Linked DNA regions of Homo sapiens: region 2 is linked to region 1. Evidence: chromatin loops called from intact Hi-C (ENCODE). Cell type or tissue: A673. All regions are shown on one strand. Links, peaks and the distances in the headings refer to the core of each region. The heading gives the core; the rest is flanking DNA.

The links. Hi-C counts contacts between places; a loop is a spot of excess contacts. Peaks named below come from ENCODE experiments on the same cell type or tissue, not always from the same donor. Only the 100,000 strongest peaks of a DNase experiment are listed, where the experiment ranks them.
Region 2: a loop joins it to region 1, with 2.7 times the contacts of the local background. A loop is called at or near these places in 1 of 110 quality-filtered maps.

Annotation. Positions count from the first base shown.
Region 1 is chr4:55,121,050-55,123,979 of GRCh38, reverse strand. It overlaps KDR (kinase insert domain receptor), which reads left to right. Exons shown (of 30, transcript NM_002253.4): 2 at 2,790-2,883. Among named protein-coding and RNA genes, the nearest start is that of KDR, 3.1 kb to the left of the region's middle. In A673, for the core only: no CTCF peak of the experiment used is centred there; no DNase peak of the experiment used is centred there.
Region 2 is chr4:55,029,562-55,032,491 of GRCh38, reverse strand. The region is part of intron 1 of LOC124900703 (a long non-coding RNA gene); the gene reads left to right. It also overlaps the pseudogene RNU6-410P. Among named protein-coding and RNA genes, the nearest start is that of KDR, 95 kb to the left of the region's middle. In A673, for the core only: no CTCF peak of the experiment used is centred there; a DNase peak (open chromatin) is centred at 1,771; H3K27me3 peaks cover 397 bases.

The DNA.
Region 1 (2,930 bases), core at 324-2,823:
TCCACAAAGAAGTGAGTTGCTTTTAAGCCTGGGGTGTTTCCTAGCGTAGTAGTAACGGCAGGCCGGTCGCCCTGAATATAATGGTGAACTTGCCCTTTTGGAGTGCATTACTTGCTTAATTGGATTGGGCTGTAATTGGTGCCATCAAATTCTAGAGACAGAGGCACTGTTGTTTTTCCTTCCCGTCTTTGAGCTGGAAGGGTAACAGTGCACAAATTAATTAATATTGGTTATGGGATTTGAACATAGAAGGGCTTTTTATTGAGTAGTAGCATGTGTACCTCTTACAGTTATTTCTTTAGAACTTTCTGAAGAGTCCAGCTCAAGCTTGCCAATGAAAACGAATGACATTTAATGGAGCAAAAACAAAAAACAAAAAACTATGTTGGTCTACAAATATGAATTTGAAGTTATTGAGAGCCTTGTTGAATAGATTTTTGTTGTAAACGTGTCTCTAGAATAGTATGGCATAGTCTCAGCTTCCTATGAATGAAGGACATACCTTTTCTTTTTTAAAATATTTGTTACACAGGAAAGTGTGTCTAGAATGTGATCTGTGGCAATAAATTATGAGAGACCTTCAAGAGTTTCTGATTTTGGTAGCCGAGTGGGCACAGTTTATTGAGAATCATTTTTACTGCCATTTGTTTTCTCACAAGAATGTGCCCAAATAATGGTTTTTTTCTCATTTGGATGGCAGTGTGAATTGTACATCATGTTTTCAGCATCTTTCTCAACCTAGTGTTCCCCAGTCAAGTTTGAAATCTGTGTTATCCAAATGAATTGTTTTCATTTTCCTTTTCTTAGACAAAGTGGGACTCCAGGTTTCATTTTGCTTTTAAACATTTTGGTTTTTTGTTTGCCTGTTTTGGGGGCAGTTATTTCTTTCATATTAAAAAGTACTGTGCAGGCTGGGTGCAGTGGCTCATTCCTGTAATCCCAGCACTTAGGGAAGCAGAGGCAGGAGGATCGCTTGAGTCCAGGAGTTCAAGAAGTGCCTGGGCAACATAGCGAGACCCCATTCTCTATTTAAAACATAAATGTAACCCCCGTTCCACGCACAAAGTACTGTGCAAATTAATTAAACATGACCACCCAGACCAGCAACTGTCCAAGAGTGGCCCATAGACCATCTGTGGTAGGATAATTTGAAATGCTTGTTAAAATGCAGATTTGTAGACCCAGGGATATTCTGACAGAGTCTAAAGTCTTAAGAACAAAACTGTTCTAAACATAAGTCAGTACCAATGCCAGTTAATTTCTGAGATATATTGATATAACTTAGTTTCCAGTTTTTTAAAAACCATATTATTGACTTAAAAACCATGATATTGACCAGTTATGTCAGTAACTTATTTTGCACATCTGTGTGGTGTGTGAGAACATGTGCAGTCACTTATTCATTTTGCCTGCATTTGTTCATATTGGGATCCTCAGATTCAATGCACTGGATGTTTGCACTGGGTATTTACTTATACTCTCTCTATTTATTCCGTCTCATACTTCGTCCTATTTGTTCATACTCTCTTATTTGCCCAGCAAGGTCAATGCCAGTTTAGGCCTAGGGAGTCATTTTTTCTTAGTTGATATGACTTAGAAAGCTTGGGAGCCTGCCCAACATCAATTACTTTTTTAAAGCTGGTATTTTCTAGGTCTTGATATTTATTAAGACCCTAGCATAGTGGACAATTTTTCTTTCTCTCATGCTTTTTCAACACCTCATAGCTCTTCACATTTAGTTGACAGAGAATTCAGTTATCTTGCTGTAGAGTGACCCATGGTGAGGAATCTATGCCATGGTACTTTTCTGGTTCTTATCCCTTATAGGTAAAGACAAGTTTCTTATGTCTGAAGCTTGATGTCAGGATGAGTTCAGGGCTTTGATGAATAAGTTCAGATCTCCCAATTGTAATTCATTAGCATTGCACTTAAAAAAATTTATATACGTTTTTAAAAAAGGGTAATGCTAATGAATTACAATAGAGAGAAAAGTACATTAGTTTGCATGTATGTGTGAAACTGGGAAAATTTTTCACGAAAATATTCATATACTTTTTAAAAAAAGGGTAATGCTAATGAATTACAGTAGACAGAAAAGTATATTAATTTGCACATATGTGTAAAATTGGGAAAATTCCACACATACATAAAAGTATATTAATATGCATGTATGTGTGGAATTGGGGAATGTTTTCTCTTCCTCAGTTTCTCTCCCTTGCTTTTAATGTACAGTCTTTATGAGCCATTATTTCAGCTGTGGCAGTTTGGTTACCAGGGGAAGCGCACTAGAAAATTGATAAAGGAAAATGAGACAAGGTCATAGATTCTCTCACTCCCTTCAGGGTACGTAGATGAACTATATAAAAATCCGTCTAAGTGGGATTCGTTAATCAGCAATTTAGTCAAATGTGTACATCCTATGTTCTATAAGAAATGTCAGTGGGTCCTTTCCCAAGGGAGTGAGATCATCAGATGAAGGTTCATTTGGTTTCAATGTCCCGTATCCTTTTGTAAGACCTTGAAGTTGGCAATGCAGGAAAACAGGAACTCCACCCTAGCTCCATGAATTGCAGAACTGTTGTGTTGGTTTATGACCATCTGCCCATTCTTCCTGTTATGACACAGCTTGTGAACTTTTACTGAGAATGGTGAAAAGTAAATTCCCAGTTTTATACAATGAATTGCTGAAGAGGCCTTTTAAAGTATAGAGTATGCATTGTTTATGGAAGGTGTTTCCTATTAGGTCTAACTCAGTGGCAACTACATTCATTTATTTAATTTGTTTCTAGGTTTGCCTAGTGTTTCTCTTGATCTGCCCAGGCTCAGCATACAAAAAGACATACTTACAATTAAGGCTAATACAACTCTTCAAATTACTTGCAGGTAAGGATTCATTCTAGATCTAGATTTCTTGTGTTAAGTAACTGATT
Region 2 (2,930 bases), core at 215-2,714, 91 kb after region 1:
GACAAACTTTCCTTGACTGAGAAACCCTAAATTGGGAATTGGCAAACCTGGATTCCATCCCAGCTCTGCCGGTGAGGTACTACACAGGCTTGCTGCATCACACAGGGAGATAAGGCAAAGACACTCAGGATTGTTATTTGCCAGGCACTGCGCCAGGTATCCAACATATCCTGGAGCCTCCATTTTCCATCCGTTGATGTTTAGAGATCAGTATTTGCAAGTTGTAAAGTCCACTTAATAGGCTATGGCCAGATTTTTTTTTTTTAAATAGAAAATGTAATAGAAAAATGTAGTGTACTACATGGAAGAAGTGCAAGGATTACAAAGTAGAATTTCGTTTCAGTTATAGATGGATGTGTGTATGGAGTCATGATGTAAAATGTGTTTCACGTTGTGAGTTGCAAGTTAAAAAATTTGGGAGTGCTCATTTTGGCAGCGTATATCCTAAAACTGCAACAATACAGAGAAGATTCCATGGCCCCTGTGCAAAGATGCACAGCTATCTTGCTGTATCTTCACAAACTTTTGAAGCATCCCATCTTTTGTTTTATGTCATGTTTTTCTTAACCACAATAAGAAAAAAAAGTTTGAGAACCATGGGATTATATGCTTCCTAGGACCCATTTCCTTCTACTCTATAGCCCAGGGCTATGCAGCCTACATGTAACCTTTCTGTGACCAGCCTTTCTGTGACCTCCTTTTAGCTAATGCCATGTAATTCTGACCAATCATTTATGTTTTCAAGAGGGAGGCAGGATGTTGTACTGGTTAAAAGTACCATTTTGAATTAGCTAAGTCAATGCTTGATTGAATTTCTTCACTTATTAATTGAATGACCCAGAAAATGTACATAACCTCCATCAGCTTTAGGTTTCTTGCATGAGATGATAACACCCAGGACACATGATGGCTATAAGTTAAATGAAATGCTGTAGGAGAAACTCTTAGCACAAACCACCTTGCTCATAGAAGTGCTCGGTGTGTGGTAGCAATTATTACCTGACTTCCCACCACACCCAGATTTTAAGGTACAGTCTGTAATTTAGTGCCTGGCATATATGAAGTCATAAATTGTAAAAAAGGATTCCGGCCTGAAGCAGACTCTCATGTTGAAGAACAGCTGTTCTCTGTTGGCAGGCTCTGTTGACATACAGGTCTTGGGAGGAGAGTCAGAGCACTCTGCAAGTGTCCTCTACCTACACATCCCCTCCAGGCTTTTCCTCTGGCATGGCCAGTGAGCACTGAGACGGCAAAGGCAAAAGGAGGTGGGTCCTGGCTACAGTTTGCTCCAAGAATCAAAATGACCCTATTTCGGCGCTATCAAAATCAACAGACAGATAGATACTGGAGATCAGCTGTGTCATAAACTGGGCATCTGGCTGAAAAGGTTTCAGAAAGAAGCACAAAGAAAGAAATGAGAAAGAGCTGGTGGCCAGAACATTAAGAAACTGGGTGTGAGATTCAGACTTTAGACCAGAAATAAATGGATGTCATCAAAGTGTAAACAAATAAGCAACTCAGTAGGTCCTAATTGCCTCAGAAATAGGCTGGGAACCAAGGCATCACCTTATAAATGATTCATTTCAGGAAATACCCACTAATCAATTACTAGGGCTTCTGTGTAATAGTTTCCCCAGATTTATAGGTGGTGAACGTGTGAATTGGATCATTGATTCTAGAATGAGATAAGCAGCAATACTGGTAACCTAATCTACTTAATCCAACTAGCTACAGAGACATTAGCTGCCCTTAGTGGAAGCCAGCCAATTACTGAAGAGTGAAAAGAAATCCATTAATCATGGCAGAGCCTCACCAGCCCAATCTCCCTAGGGCATTCAGTTATGCTGAGAAGATGTTGATGGAGAAGAGGATAATGACCCATATACAGATATATGGGAAAAGGGGGAGGGGGTGATGGGGGAGGGGGAAGAAGCCTCCTGAAATTGCACAGGAAAAAAATGAGCCTTAAAATGGTAAAAACGATTAAAAGAAACATACAAATAGTATTACACAGAGGATTGTTGAAAGTAGCATTAGCTGCAAGTGTATATGCATATTTCTAAAAAGAAAACTTGGTTTGAGATTATATAGTAAAAAACAAAATGTATGTGAATAGTGTTGCCCCACCTAGAACTGTGTTGCTAACACAATGGTTTTTCAGGAAAGAAAAGGCAAGGATGCCTGGAAATAGCTGCATCTACTCAGCCCCCATCCCAAGCAATCAAATGAAGTCCAGGAAATTCCATATATAACTAGAAGAATAGACATCCTGGAGCATTTTTGCCACAGTTAAGATTAGCGGAAACAGACCCCCATCAAAGCTAGTAACAAAGAAGAACTAAAGGTGAACAAACTGTGGTGGGTCCCCCTGCCTCTCTCCTGAAAAGGTGGTAGCCACGCAGGCCGGATGGATGCAACTAGGGCATGGGCAGTTGCCTTGGCTGTGCTAACAGTCTTTTGTTGTGAGCCCACCCCCATTCAACAGCAACACAGGGGAACCTACTTCTCCAAGGAAATAATGAAAACAAAGGTGGCCAGAGCTCAGCGTATCCTCCTGATTCATCCTTACAATCCCTAGAAGTGGTTGTTAAATAGCAACGGTTTATGATTAGCACTTTTGGGATCTTGTTTGAGAAATCCTTCCCTCTCCAGAGGTCATAAAGATATTCCCCTATATTTTTTCTAAAGTAAAATTTTTCCTTCTCTGTGGAATTAAGAGACACAAAAAGCACAAAGCAAAAGGAAGAGATTAATACATTTCACTTCATTAAAATAAAGGACTTCTGTTTACCAAAAATACCACAAGGAGAGTAAAATGGTCAGCCTCAAAGTGGAAGAAAACCTTTACACTACATCTAACTGACAAAGAAGGGATTAGGACCTGGAATATATAAAGAATGACTATAACCCATTGAAAGATGCGCCCAAAA